Regions from separate parts of the Mus musculus genome. Here region 1 is linked to region 2. Evidence: chromatin loops called from intact Hi-C (ENCODE). Cell type or tissue: heart. All regions are shown on one strand. Links, peaks and the distances in the headings refer to the core of each region. The heading gives the core; the rest is flanking DNA. Region 1 has its middle 74 kb from the start of Gm52145. Region 2 holds the start of Gm52145 (a long non-coding RNA gene).

Region 1 (16,611 bases), core at 7,661-12,660, 76 kb after region 2:
CTTGCTTTTTGGTTTCTGTCATTCTGCCTCTGGCTAACTGTTCTTGCTAACTAAGGTGTGCCAACCCAGGATATGATGGGTTTGTGTGTGTGTGTGTGTGTGTGTGTGTGTGTGTGTGCGCGTGCGCATGTGCGCACGCTAAAAGCTCACACTGAGAAAGGCACCGGGCTGCATTCGGTCCTGAACACCTGGGATAGTTTCAGGCTGGCTATTGAAGACTCTCTGCTGGCTTGAACCCATGTCCGAGTGGTCTTGCCTGGTGCCTCACAACAATTCTTCTTCTTTTGTTTTTAAAGAGTTTAATTTAATTTCATTGCTCTGATTTATTTTATTAAAGACCGTATTGGTCTTTCTAAATTCCGCAGTTACTCACACAGACCAGGAAATTTCAGATCCCTATGGCTTAGCACCTGCTTTCTCAGCTGCTCCGAGCACTGTTCTGAGGTCCAGAGGGTGAAATCCTTTCCTTGAATGTGTTTGTTTTTTGTTTTGAGGGGTAGGTATTTCTCCCTTTCTTACTCCCTTCTTTTCTTTCTTTTTCTTGTCCCCCCCCCTTCTTTTTTTGAAATACTATTTTCATTGATTCTTTGGGAATTACACATGATACACAGGATCACACTCACTTCCCAGTCCTTTCCATGTCTGGCCCCCTTGCCCCCACCATTGTGACCCCCTTTCCAACAACAACAACAACTAAAAGATCCAATTTGTGTTGTCCATATGCTTACTGGGGCACAGTAAAGCCCCCTGTGGCCAGCCCCCTAAAGAAACTGAGTCCTTCCCCCCTCCCCCTGCACCCCTGCCAGAAGTCATCAATTGTGGAGAGCCACACTTCAGCATCCTCATCATAATCTTTAAAAGTTCTGGTTGATGGCTTCCCTTTTAGACTGTTACACTTTGAGGGGTGGGGTGGGGGATAGGTGTTGTTACAGAAGACTTCCATGTCCCTCTTTCTCAGCTGTGTGTCTTTGCTCTTCAACACCACTGCCAAATAGCTTCCTTGCCCTTTCAGTTATAGTTTCTGGCGACAGCACAGACAATGAACATGCCCCTCCACTCCCCTCCTCCCACTGCAGTAGGACCACAGACCCAGACAAGGCCCTTGGAGGCAGCCTGGATCATGGACATTAACTTGGACTCAGGCTGCAGCATAGAACATCTGCATGGTTGCCAGTGGCTAACACAGGCCACGGATATCAACACAGACCCTAGCTGCAGTAGGACCCTGGGCCCAGCCATGGCCCTTGGCAGCATGGAGCAGAAGTCAACATGGCCTCAGGAGGCATCGGAGACCAGTCACATCAATATGGCCCCAGGGGCAGCACATTCCACAAACATCAATGTGGCTTCAGGAAGAACAGTGGTGGACACCTCCAGCCCTGCCCCAGCTGCATAAGTACCACCTACCCTCATGGTCCTCAGTAGCACCACTGACCACGGTGGTTCTCCTTTGAGGCGGTCCAATCCAGGAAATGAGCCACTTCTTATCTTGGGCCTTCATCATTGCCCAGAGCTGGGGTCATCGAGAGCCCGCTGTGTTGTAGGGAGCATGGTGGGGGATGAGTCTGCATCTGTGTAAGCTCCGGGTTGCAGCACACCACCCTGTTGACCACACGGGGCAATGACCATGAGTTCCACTATTGACTTCTCTCACACCTATCACCTTTCTCATGTCTCTAGTTCTGCCTCTCTCCCCAGCTTAAGCCCTGCAACTTCTCCATAGCACATTCATTCATTCATTCATTCATTCATTGTAGTGGCACCTGCAGGATGGTGCCAGAGTGAGGCGGAAGTGGGACAGCCTTCCACTTATCCGGCTTCTGCCTGCTGGGGCCTTGCAACAATTCTTACCTAGCACAAGTGCAAGCTTATATTTATCTGTTTCTGAACACATAATTAGTCAAGAGACTGATAGAACCATCTACGGTATGTTTACATAAAGGTGTTTACACACCAGAAACCACATTGTAACTTGGTTATTCCGTGTAGATGTGTCGCGGAGATCTTCTGAAGAGCACAGAGTGTACTTTACTTAACAGCAGTTTTGCAGTTCAGGATTAAAGAAACTCATGAAAATGTAACGATTCTCCCAACTACAGTTCATCTTGCAGTAAAGCTAACATCCATGTGATCTTTGGAGCTCAAGTTGTGGAAAATGATTTCATAACAGATCTTGCCATTTGAGTGCCCTGGCTCAGTTTGCTCTTCCAAATCCTTGGGGCTGAGCAGTGAACAGAGAAGAAAGCACAGAAAACCAGTCACACCGAGGCAGCAGTAGCAGCTGCTGCTGTGGGGGACACTTTCAGTGTTTCTGTCTTGAAGACATGAAGTAAGTTTTAGGTCTGGAGGAATCCAGATGACTAATGTCACATCTAAGCCTTGGTCACAACCCCACGATAAGGTGTGGGTGCCACAGATCAACACCCATGCTCTTTTGGTTAGGGAATGACACCGTTCTGTAGGTTTGTGGCTAACAGTAGTCTATTCCTTTTGTGTGGTTTCCCATACCCACGGGGTATATCTTCTTCTGCATGCCAGTCAGTGAAGGGACTTCCGTTTTTTTCTTTTATAAATACTAGCTGATTTTCAAAAAATTTTATGTGAGCTCCAATCTTTGATCAGACATTCTAACTCCAGACATGCTAATGAGTACATGGTATATGCTCTATGCAAGAGTAATGGTTTCTCCTGCTGAAAGCCAACAGCATTGACTGTTTCAGATAATCTATCTTGAATAAAACCAATTAGCTAAAGGTTAGGTAATCTTTTTTGAAATTAGTCTTTTTTTTTTCTTCCTCTCCATAAATCTCAAAAAAATCTTAAGTCAAGCATCATACACTTCCCTTAAATACCCGCCTAAGACATTTTTTTTGAAAGGTCAGCTTTGTAGATTTATTTAAATAAGAGTGATAATCAATGTTATTTGCTATATGAAGAAATTGTCACTGTTTTAAGCTAATCAACTAGAAATATGAATAAAAGTAAGACATGAGCAATTTTTTTGAGTGAGATGAGCAGGCTTTATCAAAAGACAAAACTAAAGTTATTTAAAGATGTGAATGGGTTATGTTTGTGATTCTAGAATTGGGTAACATCATTCTGTAAGATATAATTAAGTGTTCCAACAAGGAGGAGAGGTGTGTTTATAAGCAAAGAGCACACATGTGTGTGTGTGTTTGTGGAAGCATATATATGTGTGTTTGTGTGAGCCCATGTGTACATGTGCACGTGCGTGTGTGTGAAGAAAGCAGAGGCAAACAGCTAAGAGTGGGTTGGTTATTTCAGAGTTGTCCTACTCTAATGTGAGAACAGGGAGACAATAGAGAAGCAAATGTTTGGTCAACACAGGTGAAACCAATGTATTTTTTCATAGGATTAAAGCAGGGAACGTTATTCTCATACAGACCAACAGCTGACTGCTTAAGAATTTACCTGTCATTCCTTCTGATTTTTTGGGCAATCCAGTAACAACTTCATCTCAGTAATATAACACTTTAGTGCAAGTGACTCCATTTTGAGTTTTGTTCTAGTCTGTTGGGGTTTAATCCATAAGCTTAGTCCAAAACAATGGCATGCTGTAATTTTCATTTAACAGGCAAAAAAGAAAAAAGAAACAACAACAACCCCCCCCCAAAACTCCAAAACCATAACCCTCCCCCCAAAAAACCCAAAAAACAAAAAACAAAAGCAAACCCAAAACCTAGCAGGTGCAGTTTTGTTGTTGTTGTTGTTTTGTTGTTGTTGTTGTTGTTTTTTCGAGACAGGGTTTCTCTGTGTACCCTGGCTGTCCTGGAACTCACTTTGTAGACTAGGCTGGCCTCGAACTCAGAAATCCGCCTACCACTGTCTCAGTTTTTAAATTCTCAATTAAAAATTTGTATGTCTATGTATGCTGTATACACATGTGCATGGGTCTAAAATTTTACCTAAACTAATGCTTGATTTTGAATGCATAATACTGAACTCTGGGACAAACCTGTGAAAGTATATATAAGTTGCATTTTCTCATGAAATCAGACCATATCAGTCCCTGTTCTTTGATTTTTTCTATAATATTTTGCATTTATTCTTTGAGAAATTTTATAGATATATAAAATATGTCTTAATCATGCCTATCCCCCAACTACTCTTGGATTCCTACTTCATATGCTCTTCTTTAAAAAGAATATTGGACCTACTGAGTGCAATTAGTGCCTCTTGCATACTCATGGGTCTAGGGCCATTCACAGGAGCATGGACAACATAGCAGGAGCCTTGCCCCTTAAGAAAGATGACTTTCCCTCTTCCAGTAGCCATGAACTGTCAATAACTCCTCAGCTATTGTCCTCCGTGCAGGAATACTGACTGGCTTGGTCTTGTGCAGGTACTCACAACGACTGTGGCCCATGAGGACAACGGCCATGTCACAGCCAGAGGACAGCCTTTCAGCACCCCTCCAAAATCTCTGGGTCTTGTACTTCTTCCCTCTATTCCGTGTCCTCCCCGGAGCCTTGGCAAGGTTTGGAGGTTGATATAAATGTCCCGTTTAGCGCTAAGCATCCACAGCTATTTATTCTCAGCGCGTTCACCAGTTATGAGTCTGTGATGTCCACAGCAAAAAGGAGCTTATCTGATCAAGGCTGAAAATGATGGACCTGTAGGTAGACACATAAATATATTTAGAGGAATGATATTTTGTTGTAGGATCTAATGCTAAAAGTAAAGACACCAAGGCCTTTTTAAAAATCTATTTATTTATTTATTTATTTATTCATTTATTTATTTATTTTACTATTTCAAAGTTTAGGCCTTAGCTGGGCAGACTCTCAGCTAGCTCATTTAAGTCAATCCAACTATCTAGTTCCTGCCAGATGGCTTGCTATACCTCCCAGGCCTTTTGTCACGTCTGTCTCCTTTTGTGTATCCTGGTAAAAAGGCCTCCCTTTTTGTTCTTCCCAGAGTCATTGCCTCCCTAACAGGAAGTCCTGTCTTCTGCTTCCTGTGCAGCTATTGGTCTGCAGTCTTTATTCTACAGAAAGCCACATTCCAGTCTGAACCAATCAGCAGCAGGGCAATACTGGATCCACCCCTTTGGGTTGCCTTTTGACAGGGGGGGGGGGGAGCTACACCATCTTCTTCAGGGAAGCTTGCTTTTTAACATGATAATCTCAGAGAATCATCTTTTAGGCAGGTGAGGAGGGACAAGCACTCACATATAGAAAGCTGGTGATGGACCATTCAGAGTACAACACCAAATATTCTGCTCGCATTTTGCTCATTTCCAGATCAGCAGTTAACCTGGACCTGGGAGCTAAAATGAATCCCTCCTCCCCTAAGGTGCTCTTGTCCAGGTGTTCATCACCGCCACAGGAAAGGAAACTAACACCAGAAGGCAGTGTGACTACGGGACCAGCAAGCAAACCAACACCAGGATTTCCTCTGACCTGAGACCTCCAGACATTCTTCCTCTGTTCCTGGTAGTTGTTAAGTAAGCACAAGGAAGCTTGCTCACGAGACATCAGCAGAGATCTCACTGCTTTCCCCTGGGTGGAAGTATCTCTCCTCTCACAGAATTCAGCCCCTACTAGGATACACAAGTGGAACCGCATGTGATTTTCTTCAATTCACAAACTTCTTCCTTGTCTCTCAAAGACAAGCTCTCAGGGTGAGCAGGTATCCAGATGCAGAAGGAGCATCCTCCTCTCGGGCCTGTGCTTGTGTGGAAAGAAATTCTGTGTGCGTATGCATGCATGTGGTGGCATGAGTGTGTGTGCCACTGCGCTTTCCCATAGGGCAGAAGGGGCAATGGGTATCCTATTACATCACTTTCTGCTTTCTACCCTGGAGACAGGGTCCCAGCAATCTTCCAGTCTCTGCCTTCCAAGGCTCTGCGATTGCCCGTGTGCAGATGTGCTCTGCGATTGCCCGTGTGCAGATGTGCTCTGCGATTGCCTGTGTGCAGATGTGCTCATGTGCAGATGTGCTCATGTGCAGATGTGCTCATGTCCAGCTTCTTGTGTGGGTACAGGGGATTCTGAATTCAGGTCCTGGTGCTTGTCCAACAAGCACTTGTACCCACTGAGCCAACTTCCTGCCTTCTGTTTTTTTTGGTAAAACTGGAGACCTGCTGGACTGTAAGGAAAGATGTCCCGAAAGAGGCCTGGTATCCACCCTCATCTTCTGGAAAGTATTCTACAGACCTTGGGATGCTTTGTCTGGTAGAAGTGTTTTTGTGCCCCTCAGGCCTTGGCCCAGCCAAATGGCAACACTGTGATTTAGGTTGAGGTATTTGAGCCACACTAAGGAGGTGATTGAGTGAGGGGCCTTGCCTCACATGGTATCAGCTCGGCTTCCTGGTATGCTGGACACTGAGGTCAACCTTGTGGCTCTATCTGTACCTCTTTGATAATGGTTCAGAGTTCTAGATGCTAGAGATGTAATGAACTTCCTGTGTTGACAATGCTCTGTGTGCTCCTGCATCCGAGTCAGGAAAGAAGTGCTCTCTCCATCCCCTGTGGACAGTGAGACATTCCACGTTTGCTTCCTTTCCTGGGCTCTGCCCCCTGTGTGCTTTCCACGGCTGGTTTTAATCAGTGTCCTTTGTTAGTACAATAGCTCTCACTGAGTTATGTGCATCCTTCTAATGAATTGTTCCTTAAAAGTGAGCATAGTTTAGGGGTCTCCAATCCCCAAACTTGCAAATGAAACTATAAGTGAGGCCCATCTGATGAACTAGGTCCCAGCTTCATAGTTAGGGAACGTTTATAGTTGGCATTTGTAATAGGACTCACTAGATCAACTCTGATCACAATATGAGATTTTGGAGGAGACAGAATAGAAGGGCAAGTTTTGGTTATCCATGCTACAAGTTGTAACTGTATCAGCCACTAAACCAAGTTTCTATGGAATTTAGAAGTGGTAGACTCAACCCCTACAGAGTTGGTTCATTGGGTATGTAAGAAATTCAAACTAACAAGATTAAACTAAATATAAAATTTCCTGGTTATCATCTGTAATAATGATAGTTAAGCTGTTGAAAACAGTTGGGTAGACTAGAAGTACCTGTTGACTGTTTGCAGTACTGACAGGGCTTTTGTAATTTTCCTCTTATTTGGAAGAATTTAGAAACTTGGAGGGCAAAGGTAATGTGCCCCCTGAGTTTGGAATGACTGTGGCAATATTCTGCTGACTTAATCAAGGTAGGGACACTGATAAAGTGGAGGTCGAGGCTAAAATAGAGTAGTGCCAACCACAGCATCAATAATCTCTGATATCGCTCATTAACACACAATGCACAGCAGGCTAATCAAATGGATACTCAGTGATTTAGCCAGATAATACTGAGTTGTTTTTATCTGTCTTGGTTTTGGAAAACTGCCAATGACAGATTGATTTTGTTTGGGAAGAATTCCAACTTAGATTTATTAAATTGCTGTAGGGTTATTTGAATTTAGCATCCATTGTTATAATTTGGTGGAAGGATATTTGGACACTTTCAAGTTCTTGGTTCTATATTAATAATATGATAGTATTTGAAAGTAAAGAAGACTCTATGAGAGCTGACTTATCTGCAGAGGTGATGCATGTGACCAACAAAAGCTGGTTTACAAATCCTTCAAAGGTCCAAGAACTTATCCAAGTGGTCAAATTCTAAGGAATAAACTGGGCCAAAGCTATCCATGACATTTCATAAATGATCAAAAAGAAACTTAATCTCACAACCTGTTTATTAGCCTGTTTGGACTGGGGGAGGATACATAGATCATATCTAGAAATATTGATTGTTGCCATCCATAAACCTGCCCTAGAGAATGTCATAGGAGCTTGAACAGGATCTTCGGGTGTTGGTCAGCATCAGAAAGTCAGAGCAACAAGGGATATGAACCAAGATGGAGGAGCCTTCTTCAGAAAGTGAGAAAAACCTCCTAGCAGCTTTGTGGCTTCCCAAGACCTCATCCCATCTTCTCCATTGTACTTTGCATCAAGGACTTGACCCCTCCAATGCATAACAGGAATCTCAGTCACCCCACAGTCCTCCAGGGCCTGCAACTGAGAAGACCCTGATTCACTGCGGTCTTGGTTCTGAATACACAGCATTGAGCACATTACTACACTAAGCCAGGACCAACCAATGCTCCCTCAAGCACCTCAGCTCAGACTCGAGACTACTGTAAGTTCTGACTTACAGTGTTGTAAATGTACATGCAGAGTTTTCTGCCTTTATGGAGATATAATGGTTTGATTATGTAAAACAAGGATTTAATAGTCTTCTACAGTCGTTTCTCAGCATGTATCAAATTAGTGTATCCTTGGGTTGTGTTGTTAGGATGTTGGATTTTAAAAACTGCTGTTTGGGTTGCTGACTTGAGCACCATAAAAAAGGTCATTAAATGAATTTTAGTTTGAGATCAGTGTATGATTTTACACAGTTCCTGAAATGGTCCTAAGCACCCTCCCTTCTGCCATTCTGTAGGACATATGTATATGAAGTGGCATGCTTAGCACCGATGCCTATGACACCGCTCTGTCTCTTGGGATCTGTGGACAGCTCAGTAGCAGCCTGGACTTCACTTGCATTCTCTGCCTCATCCGATGCCCTCTAACCATCAGTTCTGCTGCTTTGCCCTCAGGGAAGAGTTAGCATGCAAGATTCCCCTTGCATTCTGGTTTCTAAGAAGCCCAATCAGGAGGGAATACCACAGCTGGGGATTGTGGTTCAGTGTCAACATGACAGAGTAGACTTGCAGCCCTCTGACTCCATCCCACCCTGCTCTGTTCTGTTTTCTGTGAGCTTTAGACCCCAGGAGAGGGTGTCTATACCTGATCAGCACCCTTCATCCAAGTACCAGGCTGGAAGCAGGAGCTTGGCCGAGGTAGGCTGAGTCGAGATCGGGTACAGAGGTTGTTCTTGCTCTAGTACAAGGATCAGAAGAAACTTTTCTTGGTTGTAAACAGGGGTGAAACCTCAAGCTTGTACCCCAGGTACAACCTCTTAACCAAATCAAAAGGGAAGATGGAGGCCACAGTCATTAGCAGAATCGGTAAGTTGGGAAGGGAGTCGTCTCCTGCTAGTAGACAGTCATGTTTGCCTAGATGCTTCTCCAAGAGTCACTGCAGGTAGCTGGCAGATTAGGACTGCTGTTGTTGTTGTTGTTATTGATGTTTTTTGTTTTCCCATGGATTAGGATTGAGTTGACATAAGAAATTGGAAGGCACAGAGCCAGGACCTCGGAAATAGCTGGTAGATTTTGCTTTTGATTCAGGCTGGACTCCTCAGATTCTCCTTAAGTCTGATTCGGAAGCAGCCAGACGTGTAATAATTTAAGCAAATTTGCCCTTTCCCTTCAGTTTAATTCAGTTCAGTTCAATCAATATTTATCAAGAGATTGCTCTGTGATGACCAAGTTCTCACAGGTATGGTAACCAGGTGTGGCCGACACAGCAAGAGGAATGAGGGAGGGGTGGGTAGGAGAGGGAGACAGATTGTAGGGTCCCCTCAGGGGGGTGGAGCTGCAGCATTGCTCTCAGGGTGTGAAGGTCCTCCAGGAAAAGGGGGTGCTCTGAGGAGGGTGGAGCTGACAGTGAGTTGACAGGATTGTCAGCAAAAGGAGCGCACAGAATCCTGGACCCAGACCTCTTGGCTGCCTCCACCTGGGTCTCCTGAGAAGAGCTTACACTCAGCTAGTCTGAACACATCCATCTCCTCTCTAACTATCTTCCCCTTATCTGTTTCACCATCATCTCTGTCTCCTCACTTAGACACCTGGGAGTATAACAACGTAGCTCCCAATACCATGGATGTTGGTCAAATAAGTGTCATTTTTTCAGTTGTGTATCATTTTGCTTGCACAATGGCATGATTGTCACGTGCAACCTTAGATGCAGGCCCCCAGCTCTCTGGTGACAATATAAACAGAACACGGTGGATTTTTGTATTATTTACCAGGGAGGATCTGAGCCCTAGCAAGGGCTACCCCAGGGGAGGACTTAGGCATTGGAGAGAGGAAGCGACTGCTGTCTCGTGGACTTTGCAGTTTTGAATTTGAGCTATGTATGGAAAGTCTAGGCGCTTGAGGGCATTGCCAAAAGACAAGCTGTGCTACGTGGGAATTATGCGTGCGTCAGATTTACATTTGAGTTTTCTAAGCAGCTTGACATTTGAGAAGAAAGTAAAAGCTGGCTGAACTATTCAGCCATAACATCTGCTTGGACTTAATTTCCCTAAGGTTTCTGGGTGTCTGTGGGATTCTTCCCTAGCACACAGCTCAGTGAGGCACAGGGCTCTGGTGCGCTCCTGCATCATTTCTACCCTTGATCTAGGTATTTGGTTAAACCTGTTTTTTGTTTTTACCAGATTGCCATTGTCAGCTAGGCGTCTTCCTGTCCCTGTCCCTGGTCCCTGCATTGCAGGAGAGTCATGAGCGTCATCTGCCAATGTCACTTTTGCATTTGGCTCTGGGTTGGAATCTGCTAATTAGAGGTTCTCGCAGGACAAGGGATGCAGAAGTGGAGTCAGCACCCTGGTTGGCAGCTGTGAGCAGCTGCTTGGGCATATGATGTGCATGCAATTCACTTCAGCTTCTGGGCAACCTCCTGAGAATCACCTGTTTAGCGATTGCAAGCAGCTGAGACTGTCAGCAACTTTCCTGACTTTGTGGAAGAGGCAGCAGTTTCTATTGCTCCCTCAGCCATTGTTACCATGGTTTAAGCTTCCAACTACCCATATTAAAACCTTTTCCACTGGCACACAGAAGTGTCTCTTTGATGCCTGACTGATAGAACAGTGCCAACCACACAGACCTCTCCACTCCTGTGATGATTGTCATAGTAGTGATGGGGGTGACCACTGGGTGAGCGCTCTTAGCAAACGCATTAAAAGATTGCGCCAGCAGCTTCCAGCTCCATGGCCAGAGACCCTTGCTGGACTGTAACAGCTATTCCTGGTGGACAGGACAAAGATGGCTACTTTTTACGTCCTGTAACCTTCCATTTGCTAGAGCTCAGTGTGACTGAGGAATTGAAGAACACAACCCTAAGATCTAAGGCTCAGGGAGCATGGTGGAAGAGGAGGTAGAAAGACTATAAGAGGCAGAGGACCAGGTCATTTGCTGTGAGATACTGTCTTCTGTGTATGTCAGGGAGCTGCACCTGGGACATCTTAACGCTGTGGTCTCCTAAGAAGACTTACGTAAGGACAGTACCAGCATGGATGGGGAGATCTCACAGAGCCCATTCCTTGATGAAGAGTTACAGGCAAGTAATGGTTGCTGAGGGGGGTGGGGGATCAGTGTTCTCCAGGAATGAGCCCCCTGATAGGTCACTGAATCCCAAGGGATCAGCTCTAAACACACAAGCAACACTACATGGGCTCAGCAGACTCCATTCATATATACATATGTGTATACATACATGTGTGCTCTGTATGTGTGACAAAAATAACTAAAGAAGAAAAGGATGAGAGAATGCACAGACATCGGAGGAGTCAGAACAAGAAGAGAGGGTGGAAATGAGGAAATACAGTACGCACATATGAAATACAGAATGGCTGTCTAGCTGAGAGTGGGGAAGGCTCACAAAACCCTACCAATAGTGGGGAACCAATGATAGCTGATGGTTTCTGGGGAAAGGAGAAGTGAATGAAAAAAAGAAAAAGAATATGGTTGGTCCTAGGTATGGAGGAGGAGAAAGTTCATTATAGAGATACCGGAGAGCAGAGAGGCAGTGACACTTAGGAGAGTCTAGAATGGACATGACCAGACTGAACTGAGCTGTGTGGGGAGGGATCAAAGGAGGAGGGAGAGCTGGGGAATCAGTAGCAGCCCGGGAGGGTGGGGTGGTGTCAAAGGTACCAAGTGGGTGGGTAGCCAAAATGGTTGGATTATATCCGGAAGAGCATCTGGGGGAAGGGCAGCCCACTCCCTGGGCTGGAGAAGTTTAAAGTATGGGACAAGGCATACCAGCCACACCCTGTAACAGGTAGGGACTGAGGGATGCTGGGAGAACTTGGTGGCCAGGTCTGTTTTGATATCTTAAAAAGGCACCTCAGCCATTTGTCCCAGGTTTGAAACCTAACAGAGTCTAAGTTTTCTTTAAGAGTGGTCCTTGGCAGGTCTACCACTATCTAGTTGATGGCTCCACACCAATGATTATATGGGCAATGCAAATTTCTCTCTGTGATTTATAAAAAGAAAATGAGAACATGAAATTAGGAGGGGTGGGACTGGAGGGTGCATCTGGGGGAGCTAAGGAAGGACTGTGTGTGTGGAGGGGGTTGAAGCTGGTAAATATATTGTATGGATGTGTAACATTCTCAAATAATAAAAAATGTAAAATTCTACATATTTATCTTTATAATCACAGATGAGTGTAGTCCTCAACCCTCATCAAGAAAACTCTTTGCAACAGATGGAGACCATTGCAGAAAACCAAAGCCAATCAAAATGCAGAGCAGTGAAGCCCAGGCCTAATGGATACATCTATAAACTGGATCTGAGGCTCAGGAAACAAAGCAGAGCAGAGGCAGAAAGACAGTAAGAGCCGTGGGATCATGGAGTAAGACAGTAAGAGCCGTGGGATCATGGAGTTAACTGTGAGATCATGTGTCCGAGTAATGTCAAATGTTATACCCATAAAGTCTCACCAGCATGCTGCCAAACATGCTGCCAAACATGAGCTGAACAAAAACACCAGCACCAGACATGCTAAAGGAGATGGGGGTGGGGGGAAGCCCACAGGGTCTCAACTATAGACCAAGAGCTACAGACATTAGGAATGCGGTGAGCAGGAGAAATGGTCTAAGCTTGGGGAAAAGAGGACACCAATCAGTTGTCCAAGACCAAATGGTCAGCCCTGAAAACATACATACAAGTACCATTATTCAGATTGGGAAGGCTATCCTTTGGAATATATATGTGCAAATACATATAGATCCTCGTGTAACAACAATTAATGACAAAAGAGGCCAGGAATTTAAAGGAGAGCATGTAAAGGTTATGGGAGAGTTTGGAGGAAAGAAAGGGCAGGAGAAAGGGATGAGATTGTATTATAATCTCAAAAATAAAATCAATAATTAAAAAAATGAAAAGGAATGGCTGGTTAAATGCATGGCCTGGCTGTAGATGATGGTTGATACTAATTGGTGCAAGTGTCACTGACTGACATTAAGTGAGAGGGACAGATGTCCTTCTGTCTTTGGGCCATCTGGGGACAGCACAGAAGAGAGTACATGGGTCACACGACGGACTCTTGTCCATCTCTGCAGACTCCTATTTCTCCAGTGTTTAGCAGAATATTGAGATAAGAATGACTTAAGGAAGTTGGCCATTTAAACCAAAGGGAGCTAAGGACAATGTGGATGTCAGTGGAGTGCATACAAATCTGTGATGGGGAGCAAGCACTGTAGCCAACAATGCTGGTTCTCATTTCCCATCAGTGTTCAATATTTCCGCAAACAGTAGTTTGTGGCAAGTCCCCACCAGGGGCTTTGTCTGGCCAGAAGACACTCATCTTGAGAGGACAGAAAGCCAAGGGATTCTTTAATAAATTAACAGCGTGAGTGTTTGAACACCTCCACGTAGAAAAGGCACTGTGGTTCCACAAAGACTTAAAAACAGAATTACCATATAATCTAGTAACTCATTGTACTAGACCACAGTCGATCCCTGAAGGGAGTTAGGGCAGGAACACAAGTTAGTGGCTGCAGGAGCAGATGCAGAGGCTGTGAAGATGTGCTGCTTACTGGCTGTCTCCCCAGGTATGGCTCAGCACACACACACACAAACACACACACACACACATATATATATATCTCCCCACAGGATTGCTCACAGGCATTTTCTCAATTCAGATTCTCTCTTCCCACATATCTCTAGGTTTGTGTGTTAAGTTGACAAAACCCAACATAGACATGTCGCATTTCTGAGGCATAGCTCATGAGAAATACTCAGAGGGCACAGAAGTTACAATTATCAGATTTAGCAAATACAGGACCCCCCCCCCCCCACCGCCAAGAAATTAGAATTTCAGGTGAATGACAAGTATTTCCTATTCTATCCCACCTCTCCTCACTCAGCAACTAAAAGAAATTGTTTGTAATCTGTATCTATTTGATAAAGATTTATATATACACTATTCAAAGGATTCTTAAAACTTTGGTGGTAAGAAAACAACCAGATTAAAAATGTACTAGAGATCTAAGCAGACCTCACCAAAGGAGATATGCAAATGATAAACAAGCATGTTTAGAGGTTTTCTAGTCTTTTCCTCACCAGGGAAATGCAAGACAAGAGGATGGAGGGACAGCACAACACACCTATTGGAAAGGCCAAACCCAAAATTCCTGGCTGCAGCTAATGTTAGTAGGCTGTGGAACAACAACAGGAGTGGCTGTTCCCTGCTGCTGGGAAAGCACAATGCACAGAATTCTGAAAGAGAATTTGATGGCTCTTTGCAAAACTAAGCAGGTTTTTTGCATATGTGTGAGCAGTGGGCGTTCATCCTCACTCATCATGACTGTTTGAGTAGGTAGGGGAGTAAACTATGGGGTATCCAGACAACGGAATAATATTATTTGCTTAAGGAAGTTTGATAGTAGTATTTGTGTGTTTATTTGTCAGTGGTGGGGATTGAACCCGGGGCTGCACACTCATAGATTGCCTTGGTAGTGAGACAGGATTCCAAAGAGGAAAACCTTGTACAGTCATCCTACAAAGGAATGACAGCTGAGACAGCCTGTCTTGCCTTAAGCAAAGAACTTCTGGAAGGAGAAGCTTCAGGAGAGAAACTGCAACATCTCCCCTCTTTCTAAGCCCTTCACTCTGCTCCTACACAGGGTCACAGTCAGCTTTTCCCCTTGGCAGAGCCCTCAATTTCCCACAGGAGAGAGGCTGACCCTTGCTTGTTGTGTGTGCTAATAAACACAGTCCCATCTGTTGAAGGTCAGACACCTGTCTCTTTCTGCCTTCTGTCTCTTTACCCTGCCTCAGAAATCAAGTGCTCAAACACTGGGCTGCATCACCATCTTAGACAAAGGAATGTTATTTACTGCTCAAAAAATTAAAGTTATTCTCCATGAAAATCCACGGAGAAAGACTGATGGCGTGTGATTGAGTGAAGGAAGCCATTCTGGAAATGACACTGTGATTCTAAGGGTGTCACATCCTGGGATAGCAAAACTATGGTGACAGTGAAGCTGACCAGTGGGTGGGTATGGAATGCTGTGGTAAAGGGAGGGATGAGCGGGGGAGGTAAAGAGGATTTTAGGGCAATGAAATTGCTCTGTATGATAGTTTAGACAAAGACATGCCACTATATCACAGTTATTCAAATGGCACAACTCTCAGCAGTGGGCCCTGCTGTAAACCATGGACATCCAGGCTTATGTGTTAACTCCACCAGATGAAAATAAGACCATCACCATATTTTTTGAGCCAAGTTTGAAGCAAACTTTATCAAATAAAGTCAGGATACTGGCTAGGTCAGTACCCAAGACTCAAGATTCCCAGAGACGGCTCACAAATCAAGTTAGTCAGATGTTCATAAAGGCAACCCCCACCAGGCCACATGTTTCCTATCTTTGTCCAGTACTAGCACACACCCTGATGTACTTCCTGCCTCCATAGCTCCCACCTACATGGGACCAAGCACTCTCTGAGCAGCTGGGGCAACCAACCTTGTTTACAGAAGAGAAAACACTTGACTTGTGGTCGTTCATGAATAGCAGCCCCCAGCATTCAGGAGGTTACCTGTCCTTGGGCAAGTGGGACTTACAGGTTAGAGGCATTTGTGTTTTATAGATCTCTTAAGCAGAGTAATTAAAATATAAGACATAACTTTAGCCCTCACACATGTCCTGTCGGCATAGGCTCATCAGTGATGACTTTCCTGCTCTGGTGGAAATGATGGTGTGATGGTCTAGAGTATGTGGGAATTTCTGCACTCCTCTCAGGGTTGTAGTGAACTTAAAATCTGGTCTCTTTTTTGAAACTATTTTTTAAAAACATTTTAAGCGTGTGTGTGTGTGTGTGTGTGTGTGTTTGTGTGTGTTGGAGAGCATATACATATGAGTACAGCTATCTATGGAGTGGCCAGATGCCCTGGAGCTGAGTTACAGGCAATTGTGAGCCACCTGATATGGGTCCTGAGAACCAAACTTGGGTCCTCTGCAAGAGCAATATGTACTTTTAACTATTAGGTAGCCTCTCGGGCTCCCAAGTGTTGCATTGTGTTGTGTTTTGTTTGTATGAAACACAGTAAAAAGAAAACCTGAACTGAGACCCACATGAGTTTTACAGTGCACTGATGGCCAGGACCTACAATCTTAGAGTCCCTACTATTATGGGGAGCTCACCAGAGATGATAGTTTCAATTGGCTTTACATTCAGATAAAGCCAATTCGAAGTCTTTACTCCATCTAGCTGGGAACACACCCAATTGTTTGGGGACGTAGATGTGGCCCCCAGTATCTCTAACATGGAGTTTTTAAGGGCAAAATCCACATCTTGTCATCTCTTTCCACAGCCACATGGGGGCTTTGCAAAAGCAAATAGTTTTTTTTTCTTTTTTTTTAATTACGTATTTTCTTCAATTACATTTCCAATGCTATCCCAAAAGTCCCCCCCCCCACTCCCCTAC
Region 2 (16,611 bases), core at 5,912-10,911:
AGCTCGACATGACATTCAAATTTTTCCACGCTTTTTGATCCCTGAATTCCCCTTAAAGAGATAGCCCCGCTGGCCATCTATCCCTTGCGTCAGGGAAGATGAGCGGGGATGAGAGCCCTGGGATGTATGCTTGTTATAGTGTGTGTGTGTTTTGTGTTTGGCACATGTGTTAGGTGCAGAGTGTGCAGGCCCGCACTTTCGCCATGGTAGCGTAGGCTTTTGCTGCAGTGGAGGCGGGACAATCTCCTCAGATTCGGTTTGCCGCTCTAAAAGAAATTATGCTGCGTTATGCCATGGGGTGCGAGGCTAAGCACTGCACAGAGGATAGCGTTCTGTTGGCATCCTGTGGAAGGCACGTCTGATTGCATGAAGGTTCCGTGTCCTAGTTCCCTTCCCCCAGGAAAAACGACACGGGAGCTGGCCAAGACCTCTCTGGGTGATGAGCCTAAGGGATGGTTTTGTGTAGGGCCCCTATGCTTGCACACTGGGGATCAGACCTCTACCTTCACCCATGAGGCTTGCTTGCAGCAATTAAGATCTGGCCATAGGTTAATTAATATCCTGGCCTTTTGATGCACCTGCCACAAGCAAAACACAATCTCCCCAGGTGTGGCTTGGCATGATAGAGAGGTAGTCAGTGATAAGACTCCCTGGGCATGTCACCAACCTAAGACAGGGATCAAACCAATGCTGTTTGTCACCCAAGGACGGGTAAGGGGCATGGCTGCGGGGGGCTATCTACAGACATTCTCTCTGCCAAAAAAGAAAAAAGGGGGAATTGTTAGGAGCAGGTGTGGCGGCAGTCCTAAAGGCGCCAGGGACTGCAGCTAAGTCATATGACTTTCACCTGACTTCCTCATATAAGACACAAACATCTTGAGTGCTGCGCAGGTGTACCAGGATACAGGTGAATCCAATTTGGTGGAGATTTGCCCCTGCTGCCCTGATTAGCTGAAGCTTCGTGCCTGGTGAGGTGGCATGGCCTGCGGTGCGTGGATGAGAGAGAGTATAAAAGAGTGAGAGGCCCAGGGTTCGGGGGAGATATATAAACAAGGGAGATATAAAAACAAGGGAGATATAAAAACAAGGGAGATATAAAAACAAGGGAGATATATAAACAAGGGAGATATAAAAACAAGGGAGATATAAACAGGGGAGATATAAACAAGGGAGATATATGGAGAAAGAAGAAACAGGACTGAATAAATGTGTGCAGAAGGATCCTGTAGCAGCGTCGTTCTTCCTGGCCTGTTGAGTGCGCGCAACAACCTGGAAGGGCAGCCCAGTGCTCCTAACCACCGAGCAGTCTACCCAGTCCTTGTTTTTACATAAAGTTGGGTGGGTTGGGGAGGGAGGAGTTGGGGGATGGGAATGAGAAAGAATATGGTAAAAATATACTGCATAAAAATCTTAAAGAATAACAAAACTTAAATAGGAAGAAAGAAAGGATGGAAGAAAGGAAGGAAGGGAGGGAGGGAGGGAGGGAGGGAGGAAGGAAGGAAGGAAGGAAGGAAGGAAGGAAGGGGTCATACTAAGTCTTAAGTCGGCATCTGCTAAGAGGTATTTTTCTCTCCTTTATTTTAGAACTTCCTGCTCATTATTAATCTGAATTTTTAGCATAGTCATTCTTAAGAAATATTCAGCAATTGATCTCATGCCCAGTTCATGTTTTTTAATTTTTTAGCGAGGTGATTAAATGAGCGTGCTGGACCAAGAAGGGTAGAGAGTAGAAGAGTGTTGGGACCAGTAGATGGGCAGATGTTGTTTTTCTTATGAGTGAATTTTTAAAATCAGCTCCTTTGAGAATTTTGTATAATATATTTTGATCATATTCACTCCTTCCCATTGTTCCCACCAGATCCACTCCTTCCCCTTACCTGTCCACACACATTTATGTTCTCTTTTTCTTCTATAAGAAACACATTGTTAAGTTTCAAGCCCAGGACAAACAGATGAGGTGCCTATTTAACATAACAAAGCAGACCTGGCCTCCAGGTTCTCCCAGCATCCCCTAGTCCCTATCTGTTACTGGATATGGCTGGCATACCCTGCCCACTACTGTGAACGCTCCATCCAGCCCAGGGGCTGGGCTGTCCTTCCCCCAGAGGCTCTTCCCTGTATAATCCAGACACTTTGGTTCCTCGCCCCTTTGGTACCTTTGACCTGGCTGCTGCAGCTCATTCTTCTCTCTCTCCTCTCTCTTCCCCTCCCCATGTCCCACATGGCCCAGCTCAGCCTGGTCATGATCATTCTGGACTCTCCCGGCTGTGTCTGCCTCTGGCTCTGCTCTCCCACATCTCTATAATAAACTTCATCCTCCATCATACCTAGGAACAGTCATGTCCTTTACTTTCCTTTTTCTTTCTTTTTTTTTTTTTCCTTTTTAGTTCACTCACACACCAAGCGCTGTGTTCCTGTATGCTCTTGGATGTGTGATCTTCAGTGGAGCATGGTCAACTGACTTTCTCCCTCTTCACAGCCATCAATTGCCATTGTTCCTTAGCTGCAGGTGGGACTTTGCTACCACCTCTCCTTTCTGTAATGAGATTTCGACTGGATTGAGCTTTGCAACTCTTATGTGCATTGTCTTAGCTGCTGTGGATGCTTATGTGCCTTGCTGAGTCTAGGAAACAGTGTTCTTATAGTTGGCCACTGACTCTGGCTCTTACAATCTTTCTGTCCTCTTTTCTTTCATGATTCCTAAACCTTGAGTGGGGGTGCTATGTTATACACGTCCTGTTTAGAGTAGAGACAGATAAGTAACATTAAAGATATCTTGAGAAAGTCATATGGAAACCTACTACTGTAGAAGCTTCCTAAAACATCCACATGCACACATATTAATAGATATTCAATGGAGTTACCCTGTAACAGGGCAACCCTACCAGATACCACAGGCCAACAAATGAAAAGCCATAACCAGGAATAGCTTACCTGTTTTGGAGTTGTTGTTCAGTGAAGTCCCATAGATACCCCAAATTACTGGATATTGCCAATGTTCTTGGTTACCCCCAGAACTTGGCGGTAAAACTATTGCCGGAGATGTCATATATAGGAGCACAAGACATAAGGAATTCAAGCTGGTACTGACCTGGGAGCTTCATCACTACTGGCAAGAATTCATAGTGCTGGAAGGTGATGTGCATGCTACCAGAGGAGAAACGTAGGGAGCAGTCTTGCCTAGTGTGCACTTTGTGAGCTGCAACAATTGCTGGCCTGGAAAGATATGTCAGTTGGTACAATCATGGCATGGATATTTTAGGAGTAACCAACCACTTTCTGACTGGATTTAAGGCCTTATCTACAAGTTGAAAGAAAACTGTATCTGACACAGATATCAGAGCCAGGAACTTGGGGCATCTTACATAGGTCATATGAGAGACCTACAATTATTACTGTGCTATATTGGTATAGTATCCCCGATGCACTGTTTCAGGCTAGTTCTCACCTTCATTTTGCAATATTTCCTGCATGATCCCGTTATCCCTCTCCTGGGCTATGGCCATCTCTAGGGTTGCTTCTGTTGAGTGGTTTTATGGCTATCGTCATGTGAATCAGTCTTAAAATCCCCTGTTGGAGAGATATAGGAAATAGGGATACTTGAAGTAAATGAATGTTGCCTGAGAACACAGAACTACCCAGCAGAACAGCTGCACTCAGAATGCTAACCCTGTAATCTCTGTGTTCTCCCCACTCTCCTGGATTGGTTCACATTTAAGGAAACCACGTTGACTATTATTCTGCCTGTCAACACGTGGGGACCAAGGCGACCCCCTTGTCAGATCTGTACCGCTTCATTGGCTTGTAGGGCTGTAGAAGTTGAAAGAAGCAATTGATGACACTAAGCTCATCTCACAACTTCCTCCTTCAGAGGGTTTGAGGCAAGACAGCAAGGAATCCAGACTGGCCTGATGCTCCCAAGTAAGAGAATTTCACCCAAATTCAGATTTAAAAGTTGCCACCAACCATTTGAAGTTTTTTTTCCGGTGTCTGCTTTATGTATAAAATGGCTTGCAAACTCATCCCTATTGGGCAATGTTTGCGAAAATAAAGGAGTCCAGCATTTCCATCTGCATGAAGATGATCTAATAATGTCTATTACAGCTCACTTGCAGAAAGATAAAACCTACATAAAATTTAAGGAACACATATTTTAGGGTTCAGAGAAAGCCTCCCACTCTTCAGTAGCTCAGAGCATGTACACATCTTTGTTTGATCATCTTGATTTTTGTCAGCAGTTTTCACTGGGGAATGAATAAAATGGAGATGATTAGCCCCAAAATAGATCATCTGAGGAAGATGAAGAAAAATCACCTGCCAAGAGAGTCTGTCCTTGTCACCAGCATCCCTCCCAGGATTAAAGACATGCTGCGCCTCTTCCCTCCCCACAAGCTGTGTGTGTGTGTGTGTGTGTGTGTGTGTGTGTGTGTGTGTGTGTGTTTTCAGGCCTCCCTGCTGCAGGCACCGGCTGCCCCAGTCCATATCCACATTCTCAGGACACCGTTCACAGTGTGGAAGCTTCTTCCTTTAACATGAGGACACACTCAGGACTCAAGTCCACTTCTGTCTTAGGTTTATTCCCCTTTGCTTTCACAAAATGATTGCACAAGCAACTGGAGGGGGAAAGGGCTTATTTGTGCCACAATTCCAGGTTACAGTCTGTCATTCTGGGGAAGTTAAGGTACCAGGAACCTGATCAGTTAGTCACATTACATCCACTGTCAAGAGCAATGAATTAATACACATACCCTGTGCTCAGCTAAACTCTATGGCCCTTGCTGGCAGATGAATCAGAATTCTGGTGCATAATGAGCAGCCCCACATACCATAAATACAGAGGCATTATTTCCTCTGTCCTCTCATGCCATTAGTGGAAGAGATGATAAGGCAGCTTAGCATCTTGTCAATTTCCTGTGTTGCCTTCTGGATCGGGAATCTTCTCTTTGCCAGTCCAGATCTACTTTTTAACCTTTCCATCTTTCTTAGACCACAAAACCTGGCCCAAATGAATGTCTATAGACTCTAGACTCGAGCTTTCTAGTGTCTGGTTGGGTTTAGCTGACATATGTCACCAACAGGATGTGGGGGTGAAGTGTGAGAGAGATGGAGGTGCTAATTATTGAAGCTCCATGCCTTCCAGTTCTGGATGTTTCTACATAGGTGGCTGCACCCCACTTCACTGGGTGGGTTGTCCTTATAGTTACTTGCACTGGGCACCAGGGTGTCCTTTTCCTAGGAGGGTTCAGGCCAAGAGATGGTAATGAAGGCAGTAGGCATGGTTGCTTTCCTAAGTTCATGTACACCTTTGGAAGACAGTCCCTTGGCTAATTATGACATCCCCACGGGGTCCGGCTGACTCCTTGGTTTTCTCCCTGACCTTTTTTTCTTATCCTCTTTGCTCCTCCCCTCTGTCTCCCTCATCTGTCTATTTTTCTTTCTATTCTTATTCTCTCTCTAATCTTCATCTCTTCACGTGACATTTATAGCCATATCCTTCACTACAGTAATATTAAGTTTATTTACCTTATTTAGGGGTGAAGATATTCTTCAAGTAGTAAAATAATGAGTTTTTAAAATATGTGAGAAATATTGCTGTTACTGAGAACATAAAAGTGTTTTCCAGAACAACCACTCTGGAAAACAGTTTGGCGGTGTCTTGAAGAGAAACACACACACACACACACACACACACACACACACACACACACACATCTGTTACATGGTTCAATCAGAGCACTCATAAATATTTACTTAAGAAAGCAAGAAGCAGGGCTGGTGAAATGGCTCGGTGGGTAAGAGCACCCAACTACTCTTCCAAAGGTCCAGAGTTCAAATCCCAGCAACCACATGGTGGCTCACAACCATCTGTAACGAGATATGATGCCCTCTTCTGGAGTGTCTGAAGACAGCTACAGTGTACTTACATATAATAAATAATAAATAAATCTTAAAAAAAAAAGAAACAGATTGCTAAAGAATGCTGGCACCCATATGTTTTTTTTTTGTTTTTTTTGTTTTTTTGTTTTTGTTTTTTTTTAAAGAAAGAAAACAAGAAGCCCAGATAGACTTTTACATGAATTTGCATAGCAAATTCTTCATTTAAAATGGCTCAAAAAAAAAAACAAAAAACCAAACAAACCCCTTTGGATATGGTAATATGTGCTCAGGATCCCACAAGCAGGAGGCAGAGTGAGGAGGTACCCGAGTTCCTGGACAACTTGAACAACCCTCCAGGCTCCATCTCAAGGAAACAATCAAGTGCCCCAGATGGAAACAACCAGCAGTTGACTACATAAACCAAATACAGTGCACATCAGAAAAGGAGACTTATTGATAAACACAGCAACCCAGACAAGTCTCAAAACAACTAGGCTAAGTAAAAGAAGTCAGATAAAAGTGTTACAGTTCATGATCCATGTTACCACTACTGTAGAGACAGGACATAAGCCAGTGGTTGTGGGAAGGCCAGAGCCTCAGCGGTTACAGGGAGTGTGGACGAGCTTTGGAAGTGTGGAAGAAATGAATGCATATGCCAATATATCAAGCTGTGCACCTTCAACATATGTAATTTCATGTCTCGGTTCTACCCCAAGGAAGCTGGTAAAAGCAACACGCTGTGATGGGGCTAAACACAGCGTATTAGTTTCCCATTGCAGTTGTGATAACTCACCATGTATTTACTGGCTTAATACAATATATTAGTTCTTATACTTCCAGAGGTCAGAGATCTGAGCTTAATCTCAGGATAAAGTCAATGTGTTGACAGGGCTGGTGTTTCTGAGAGTTATTAGGGGAGAGTCCGTTTTCTTTTCGTCTTCTGTCTTGTGTGCTGGAGACACTGCCTCATCTTTGAGGAGCATCATACTTTCTCTCCCATGGTAAAGTCACCTTCTCTTTTCCTCCCTCACTTTTAAGTACACTGTGAGTACATTAGAACCTGGTTATGCCTGGCAGTGGTGGTGCACACCTTTAATCTCAGCATTCAGGAGACAGAAGCAGGTGGATCTCTGTGAGTTCAAGGCCAGCCTGGTCTACAGAGTGAGTCCCAGGACAGTCAGAGCTGTACAAATAAACCCTTCTCAAAAAATCCAATAAACCAAAACCCAACCCAACCCAACCCAACCCAAATGAACCCAGTCAGATAAATAAGAACAATATCCCCATCTAAAGATCTTTAACCTAATCATACATGTAAAGTATTTTTTTTTTAATCACAGAAGACAATAGTTACAGGCTTGAAGGACTAATATAGTTACCTTTGGGACCAATATGTAGCTTGCCCATAGCTGGCATATTGTTCATTCTGCAAAAAATGCCCATTACCTGCTGTCTGGAAATAGCCTATCCCTTTCTGTTTGCACGGAGGGATTTATAGGCAGCCTTGGCTCCTGAAGAGAAGGAGCACTTTCCAGGTTGGACACTCTCGGAAAAAGCTCGCTGTGCAGAAATCATTAGCTGTGTGCTTTCTTGTGCAGAATTTTAAAGCATCCTCAGGGTATCAGCTTACATGCATCTAGCGTTCTCTCACACAAGCCAGCCTTTGTCTCGAGGAAAAAGCTCAGGCGACTGTGAGAGAGACGGCCATGTTGTGTAGAGCCAATCCTTATCATAGAGGTTTCAATCTGTGGTTTGTTAATTTATCTTTAATGATGGCTCTGGTCTGAATAGTGAAGTCTCGGGAAAATCCTCACCTGGATTACTCTGTAGGATTCAGATCCCAGCCAACATGTACAGCCACCTGTAGGGAGCTTTGCTATAGTGTTCTGATTCCCAAGGGAGGATGGACCTTCTAAGCTCTGTGGATCTCAGGCTCTGGTCTCGCTGTTCTTCCTCAGAAAAGCAGGAGACTAGAAGCTGCTTTATGCCGGCAGATGGGGTCAGAGAGAGGCTTTAGGATGGGGGAGGTAGCGGATGGAGTCAGGTAAGGCTATTGTTGTCTAAGCCTCTGTGGTGGCTGCCTTGTTCCACACCAGCAGGGGCTCAATATGTGGAAGCCATGCCGACTAATCCAAAATTATCTCAAGACTGGGTATTATCCGTTATATGAGCTCCTCCAAAGGGGAGAATCATAAACAAATGAGAAACACAGACTTAAATATGGCCTGTGTACCTGTGTGCATATGTGTCTTTAGCAATGTCTTTGATGCCCCCGGCGTTGTTAGTTCTCAGGCTGCAAAGTGAGGGGCTATCTGCATACACAAAACACTTGCTGAAAGCAGGGGAGCTCGCATTTGTTCTTACTTGCTTCTCTGACAGGCTGGACTCCCACACTTTGTGGAGTCTGGAGACCCTGAAGCCTGGGGAAAAGGTGTAGAGGCAGGGTCAGGCATGGGCGTGGCTTGAAGTTCCTTCCCTTGCCTGAAGGGGTCAGCAAAGGACTAGGTAGGGCAGAAACTTTTTTTGACTCTCAGGAGAGCCCCAAGTCCCCTGGAGGACAGATCTGCCTGGCTGCTTGTGGTTTCTCTGCCCGGATATTGCCAGATCTTGACCCATGTGTTCATGTTCCCTGTTTCTGTCGAGATTCTCAGGTGGGCCTTAGTTGCTGAGACTACAAAGATAAAGATGGGGAATGGACTCAGAGGCCCAGATGGAATGGTCTTCTTGAACATTCCTGGGATGTTTGTGTCCCAGCCAGGGCCTGCAGCCAAGCCACTAATGAGAGGAAGATCATTTCTGCATTAAATAAAATTGTGGCTGAATGAAGATGTAGGAATAAAGTAACAGTTCTAACGACCCCCCCCGAAACCCCCTCTCCCCAAACCTTTCACTTCTCAAATTGCATGCAGTCATCTGACTCCTTGTTTCTGTGCTAGGAAAACGATGGGCCATCTGAGTGAGAGGCTGGAGGAATGGTCATCTTGCTTCTCGCTCTTTGTGTCTGGAAGGTGAAGTTAGCCAGGAGACACCGAGGCAGAGGGGGACAGTAAGCAACAAATGCAGATGCCCTAGACGACATCTCACACTCCACAAGTTTTCTTTGGTTGCCACAAATTCAAAAGTTATATTCCCAGTTAAAAAATATATTCTAACATTTCTGTCTTAATTCAAATATAAGAATAGATCCTTATTACAAAAGAATTAGGAAAACTAAAGCCTCTTTTTGCTTTTGCTTTCAGTTGGCCAGTTGTATTGAGGAAAATATCCTTCTCTCTGTATGTAGTGGCTTAAAAATGTGTTTATGAATATTTGATGCTGTTTTCTTCGAAAGGTAAAGCTTGACGATTTGTGCTGTCTAAGGTCAGAGTGTGAGGGTTAATGCGACTGAGGCCTCTTCTCAAGCCATCACCTCTGGGATAACGGCCATGCTGTGAAGACATTCAGGTAGACACATCTGTAGATGGACATGTCTGGTGTTGAGGAATTGAAGCTTCTTGCCAACAGCCGTGTGAGCAAACCATAAGGAAATGATTAAAGAAAGCTGTGGGTCTACCTCAGCGGCAGAGCAACTACTGTCTTGCATGTCTGAGGCTGGGGGTTCAATTCCCAACACCATAAGAAGTTACTAGCGTAGATCTGCTAACCTGTGAAGTCATAGACGTCTCAGACATCCGATCTCTCTGCAACTCAAGACTTCTCAGGAGCAGCGGCAGCACACACAACCCCAGGCACGTGTCTACACTGACAGAGCACCCACACTATTATATGATGGCTATTTTAATAGCCTGGCTTGTATGGTGGTTGCTGGCATTTGCTGCCCTGGCTGCCCTTGAGAGTTAGAGGCCAGGATGACTCAGGTCCTTTGTCTCGGAAATTCGGCTTCTAAGTACGCTTATGAAGAAAGGGGGGTACACTTGAGTGTATATGGATGTCTGCTGATACCACTGTCAGTGCAAAACCACAGACCTCACCTTAACAGGAAATAAGATTCATTCTGGAGCCAAATATGAATGAGCATGGTATGAGGACACATTTAGGTTACCCCAAATTCCATCTTCCGATGTGAAAGCAGATTCTAGAAGCTTTCATAGTAACAGAACAAAGAAATGTTACAAATCAAGGTATTCTTGGAAACACATTGGCAGAAAGCTCAGAGAGGCATCACAGCCAGGTGGAGCATCTCAGTTATAGGCCTCACGTGTTCTCTGATAGCATTCTTAGACTTTTTATTGGTAGAAAAATATATCTTTTCTTTTCTTAAGGTTGTTAATCAAGATGTTAGGTCTGACACATAGGTGGGTAAGAGATGTCTTGTTAGGAGGCTAAACATGGCTCAAGATAAACTGTAATTGAACTGTAGATCTGAAGCATTTCAACTTCCTAAACCACTGACATTCCCATACCACCGAGCCAGCCAATCAGCCGCTGCAGGCACAGGCACAGCATCCCAAGAATTCTTGTTCATAAAACCTAGTGGTGTAAGGACGGGCTCACTTTCTCCAACAATCAAAGAATAAAGGCAAGCAAGGTTTGAAAGTCAAGTGAAACCCAAATTTATTTAAAGGGGACAGTTTTATTAGTGTTTAAAGAATTCCCGAGGAGGGCAACTATAAATGTCAGAAGCTGTTGGGAGGAGAGTGGAGAGGAGGCCCAAAAGCCATATGATGTTTGAGCTAAGACAGCACAAAGGACAGCCACGTGGCAGCCACATGGTCGGGTGTGTAGCTTTAGAGAAAGAGTAAGGGAGTGTCAGAAAAAGCACATTTAGGTTCTGGCCAGCATCACGGGAACTGCACGAGGGGGCAAGAATTCTGGGAAGGAAAAAGAAATCCATTCTCTATTGAAGGGATGACTACTCCACCTGTCTCCCTTGCGTGGTTTGAGGGCTGTCTCTTCGCCAGGCTACTGACCTGCCCATCTGGATTAACTGGTCTAGGTTTTGGGTAGCTTGGAATATTAGGCCTCTATGAAGGCTAGAGACTTTATCCTTTTGCCCAGAAGACACGGGTTTTTCTTCAATGGGCCTAAACTGTTGCTGTATGATCAACCCCTCTGAGAAGGTAAGCCTAAAATCATTCAGGAGACGGGCTGGAGTGGGTTGCTGGGTATTATCCATTTTCACTACGAAAATCTAGAGACACAGTTCTGATGCTGTCCTCTAGAAGAGAAGAAAGTTTGTTTTATTTTTATTTCTGTGTCTCTTGTATGCGCCTATGTATGGAAGCCAGGAGAGAGTATCAGGTCCCCTGGAGCTGGAGTCGTTGTGAGTCGCAAGATGTGGGTGCTGGGAACTGAACTTGAGTTCTCTGGGAGAGCAGCAACTGCCGAGCCATTTCTCTAGACAAGAAGATATTATTTATGTCTGAACTGGAGTTTCAGCTACCATCCTTCATTCCTTTCCTCAGGAATAGCTCCAGCACTCTTCAGTGCTAATTTAGGTAGAAGAGAGAAACCTGGCATTTCTGTCAATGAACCAAGGACATCCCCACAATTGCTGTGTTTGTGGTCCCTGTCCTCTGCTGCCTCTCTAGCTTCTGCTCCTGTTCCTATCCCTGGTGCATCCAAAAACCTGATATTCATTATTAAAAGTGGTTATATCATTATATAGACTATATATTCCTGTGGTTACATCAAGGGAGTAGTGACTCCATTTACCTGAAGGATCCCGGGACCTTCATTAAGCTTGACACCCCCTCATGCCTATACATATAATTCATTGGAGGCATGGATTGTTGCATGGCTATATTCTTAGGTATTCCTGGAACTCTGAGTTCCATGCGGCATAACTACTGGGTTAAGCCACTGCCCTCACATCTGATCCCACTGTGTTTCCTATAATAGAGCTTCCTGGAAACTGTGGAGTTGTCAGAAACTAGAGGCCGGTAAATGACTCTGTTTCTCCTTCATTCCGTCTCAGATGCAGGAGGACACAGCAGGACAGCGTCCGGGCTGGAACAAGAAGAACTTTTCTTTCTAAGCCAGAATTTTCTTACTACAGTTGGTTATATCATCCCTGGTCTTACAATGGGAGCAGGCTGATTTTCTTTTGGTGTTGACATTGGTTTGGCCACAAGCTTCTTTTTGACAGAATGTCTCCAGTCACAAGACAGGATTCCTACACATGCCCTTGCTCAATCAGCTCAGTGAGAAATGTTTGCAGAGTTAAAGTTATCTCTCCAAGTAATCTTGCTTCAAGTAGACAATACAAGGAAAGAGAGATAGAGGAACTGTCCCAGCTCCATATGGCTGCAAACATTACTGCCATCTCATTTCTATAAAGAGTTCTGGTCACCACACACACACACACACACACACACACACACACACAGACACACAGACACAGACACAGACACACACAGACACACACAGACACACAGACACACAGACACACAGACACACACACACACACACACACACACACACACACACACTACACGCACACCCTTTCCCGCTGCAGAGTGTTTGTCCTTCACTGTTTGGAATAAACAGTCCAGTCTGTTGTGGTCAGATGTCTATCTTTTTCTGCCTTTTGTCTCTTTGCACTGCCTCAGAAATCTAACACTCTTCAAATCTGATTTGGGTATATCTCTGATTCAAGCTTTCTCAGAAATTCCCATGAATTCAGTTAGACAGACATGAGTGACAGAAGCGTCCCATGCTGAGGACGTTTGCGAGAAAATCTTGTGATTGGTAAGCAATGCTGTAGTAGGAAGGTATTCATCTGAGAATCTGTTTATACCTTGTGAGAGCAAAAGTTACATTTTTAAAGTTTTTATTATTGTGCCTAAGAGATCCATAAAAGAAAATTTCCTTTAAACTGCAAGCCCTTTGCCCGAGGACAGATACTCCCTGAGATGCTGGAGGCTACTTTATGCAAGCTAATAAGCCATGTTCTCACTCCCCTAGACAAGTCTGTTTGACCCAACTGCACCTGGTATTCTTGATCACATGTAGGCGGGAGCTATGCAGGCAGGAACTATATTGGGATGTATGCTTGCTCGTGATTGAACCTGGAGGGAAATATGTAGCTTGTGGGGTTGCCTTTACAAGTCTCTGCAATTTGACTTGAGGCCGTTTTTTTTCTGAGAACCCTGGAATGAACCTGGCTAAAGCCCGACACCCTGGCCAGTATTTTATTAAAGCTTGCTTCAAAACTGACTTAAATTTGTGGTAGTGGTCTTATTCTCACTGGTGGGATTAACAAGCCGCTAGGACCAAAGGGTACTGAGTTACAGAGTAGTTTGGGCAGAGCTGGGAGGAACCAGAGAAAGTTACAAACAGGAGATCTAAACAAATCTACCTACCTAAACTACTGTTAATCCCACCCAGTGAGAATAAGACTACCCTGGTAGTAACCCAAGATGGAGTGTGAGGTCTAAAGTTATGTTTAAAATTTAAATTACTGCACTTAAGAGATCTATAAAACAAAAATGCTTTAACCTGTAAGCCTCACTTGCCCAAGGCCAGGTAATTTCCTGGAATGCTGGGGGCTGTTGTTCATGTAAGATAACAAGCCGCAGGGTTTCACTTCTGGATTTAAGATCTACAGTATATGCTGGATCCCATGTAGGTGGGAGCTATGTAGGCAGGGAGTACATCAGGATGTGTGCTTGCTCCCAATTGGATGAAGGTGGGAAATACATAGCCTTGTGGGTTTTACCTTTATAAACATTGGATTAATATAATTCACAGCCATTCTTTGGGAATTCCAGGTAGGGACCTGGCCAGTATTTAATAAAGCTTGCTTCAAATTTGGCACAAAAACTGTGGTAGTGGTGTTATTCTCATCTGGTGGGATTAGCAAGAGCCAGCTCTGAGCTGCTTTCTGCCTTACTCAACATCCAGTGGTCAAGACTATCTTCTGACCTAGATGAATGGTTCCTCATTCTGCTCTTGCTGTGTTTCGACAGACTCTGTGTGTGTGTGTGTGTGTGTGTGTGTGTGTGTGTGTGTGTGTGTGTAGGTCAGAGGTTGACACCTGGCATCTTCCTCAGTTGTTCTCCACTTTATTTTTTGAGACAGTGTTTCTCCTTGAACATGGCTTTCAGTAATTGGCAAGCCTGGCCATCCAGTGAACTCGGATCCTCCTGTCTCTGCCCACTGTAGGGCTGTGCTGGCTTGTAAGGAGCTGCTGGGGTCTGCACTCGCGTTCTCTTACTCATTCTGCAAGTACTTTACACACAGAGCCATCTCCTCAGCTCCTTCCATTGGATTTTACGGCAAATTCTTTGGCTTCTCATCCCGAGGCTGAGCAGATCTGCCTCTGGCCATCTCCCTAGCTTCCTCTTCCTTTGCTTCATCCCCTTCTTTTGTGGTAGACATAAGAACACTCTGTATCTCATGCTTGCACTATCACCCATCACCGGGATTGTCCCTCAGAAGTCTTTGGAAGTCTCTGTTGAAAATAACCACGTCTGCAGGGAAGCTCCTAACCCCACCCCCATTTAGTTTTAGTCATACTCCGTGTCTCATCTTTTTTTTAATAGAACCCAGGACCACCAGCCCAGGGATGGCACCAACCCCAGTGGGCTACGCCTTCTCCAATAATTACTAATTAAGAAAATGCCTTACAGCTGGGTCTTGTGGAGGCATTTTCTCAATTGAGGCTCCTTCTTCTCTAGCTTGTGTCAGGTTAGCACAAAAATCAATCAGAAAAAGGAGGTAGAACAAAACCTAATACAGCAAAATTGGATAAAACAACAAGCAGGAGGAGAAGAGCCAAAGACAAGGCACAGGAAATAGGGACCCACTCTGTTCACACACTCGGGAATCCCGTCAGAACACTAAACCGGAAGTCATGATATCGAACAGAGGAGCCTGCGCAGACCAGACCACGTGGCCTCAGTCTCTCCATTCATTTTCCCAGCTGCACTTTAACCCTGCAGTAAAGCTGATGTCCACGTGGTCTCTGGAAGTCAAGTTGTACAAAGCGGTTTCAGAATTCTACCATTTGCCGTGCTTCAGAAGTTAGCAGAATGTTGCTCTTCGCAATCCTCAGGGCCTAGGGGTGAGCAGAGAAGAGAACACAGATGCCCAGTCACACTGGGGCAGAGGTAGTAGCTCCTGTGGAGGCTACTCCGGGTTTTTTGCCTTGAAGGAAGACATGAAGTGAGTTTTCGATCTCAAGCAATCCCTGTCACATTTAAGCCACGGTCAGTAAGATGTGGGTGTCATAACCCAACAGGGACTACCAGTATTGCTTAAAACAGAGGGTGATATTTTCCCATAGATCTGTTGCCAAGAACTGGAAAACTATCTTAGTTCTTGGGTGAAGTGGCCTAAGGTAAGGTGCACCTTCCCTGACAAAGAATGAAGCAAGAGTCAAAAAAGAGATTCTGTGAGATTTCTTTAAAAATTACATTTTATTTTCTTACTTATTCACTTTGTATTCCGGCCACTGCCCCCTCCTGGTGACCCCCTCCTACAATGTTTTCCCCCTCCTCTTCTCCTCTGAGCAAGTGGAGTGTCCACCCCCCCCCCCCCAGCTGGCACTTCAAGACTGCTGAGGTTAGGCACTTCCTCTCCTATTGAGGCCAAACAAGGCAGCCCAGCTAGAACATATCCCATATACAAGCAACAACTTTTGGGATAGCCCTCATTCTAGTTGTTCGGGACCCACATGAAGACCAAGCTGCACATCTGCTACATATGTGCAGGGACGCCTAGGTCCAGCCCGTGTATGTTGTTTCGCTGGTGGTTCAGACTCTAAGAGCCCCAAGGGTCTAGGTTAGTTGATCCTGCTGGTCTTTCTGTGGAGTTCCTATCCCTTTGGGGGGCCTGCAGTCCTTCTTCCTATTCTTCCATACGAGTCTCCAAGCTCCATCCACTGTTTGGCTGTGGGTGTCTGTATCTGTCTGAGTCAGCTGCTGTGTGGAGCCTCTCAGAGGACAACATGCTCTTGTCTGATGCATAACAGTGCATCATTAATAGTATCAGGGATGAGTGCTTGCCAATGGGATGGGTCTCAAGTTGGGCTGGTTATTGGTTGGCCATTCCCTCAGTCTCTGCTCCATTCTCTGTGCCTACATTTCTTGTAGACAGGATGACTTTTGAGTTGAAAGTTTTGTGGGTGGGTTGGTGTCTCTATTGCTCCACTGGAGTTCCTGCCTAGCTACAGGAGGTGGCCTCTTCTTAGTGAGCTTTTAATGACATCCAAGTATGGGAGCAAGGTATACTTTGAGAGAATGGCTAGGCAAGAAGGCAGAGCAAGAATGAAGAGCCAGCTGCCCCGAGGCTTGAACTGGTTATCCCTGTCACTGAAGTGTGCATGGAAACTGTTCTATCCAGAATGATATGAGCCTAAGGCATAAAAACTTAACCCTCTCTACTTTAACCAACTGAAGAAGAAATAGTTAACCACATTCTATTACTGTTGGCTTAACTCGGTAGTCAAAGATTGGGTGTGGCCTGAAACCTGGGATGGGAGTTTGAGATAGGAGATAACTGACTACATTTATGACCTCAAGCTTACCCGTTAGCTTGATTCTCGATTCTAGTCTTGATTGGGACTAGAAATGAACAGCTAATTGCACTTACTGTCTTCAGGGAGCTCTTCAGCTTTGCGGCCAGTTTAAAGCCACCGCTATCAGCTCATCTTTGACCTAACAGTTAAGAACTCCAAGGGACTGGTCTGCTTCATCTCTTTGTTTTTCTTCAGGCTCATTATCTGCATATTGCCTGAGGAGGCCAGAAGAGGGTGTTGGATGCAGTGAAACTGGAGTTACAGATGGTTGT

What was found. A loop is a pair of places that touch in the nucleus more often than their neighbours do. Peaks named below come from ENCODE experiments on the same cell type or tissue, not always from the same donor. Only the 100,000 strongest peaks of a DNase experiment are listed, where the experiment ranks them.
Region 1: it touches region 2 in a loop (2.1-fold over the local background); 2 of 42 quality-filtered maps call a loop at or near these places.

The regions. Positions count from the first base shown.
Region 1 is chr14:55,356,405-55,373,015 of GRCm38, reverse strand. No RefSeq gene overlaps it. Among named protein-coding and RNA genes, the nearest start is that of Gm52145, 74 kb to the left of the region's middle. In heart, for the core only: no CTCF peak of the experiment used is centred there; a DNase peak (open chromatin) is centred at 10,475; H3K27me3 peaks cover 489 bases.
Region 2 is chr14:55,430,387-55,446,997 of GRCm38, reverse strand. It overlaps Gm52145 (a long non-coding RNA gene), which reads right to left and starts at 7,831. Exons shown (of 3, transcript XR_003951215.1): 1 at 7,692-7,831; 2 at 3,449-3,570; 3 at 2,356-3,216. In heart, for the core only: a CTCF peak has its summit at 8,356 (motif pointing right); no DNase peak of the experiment used is centred there; H3K27me3 peaks cover 471 bases.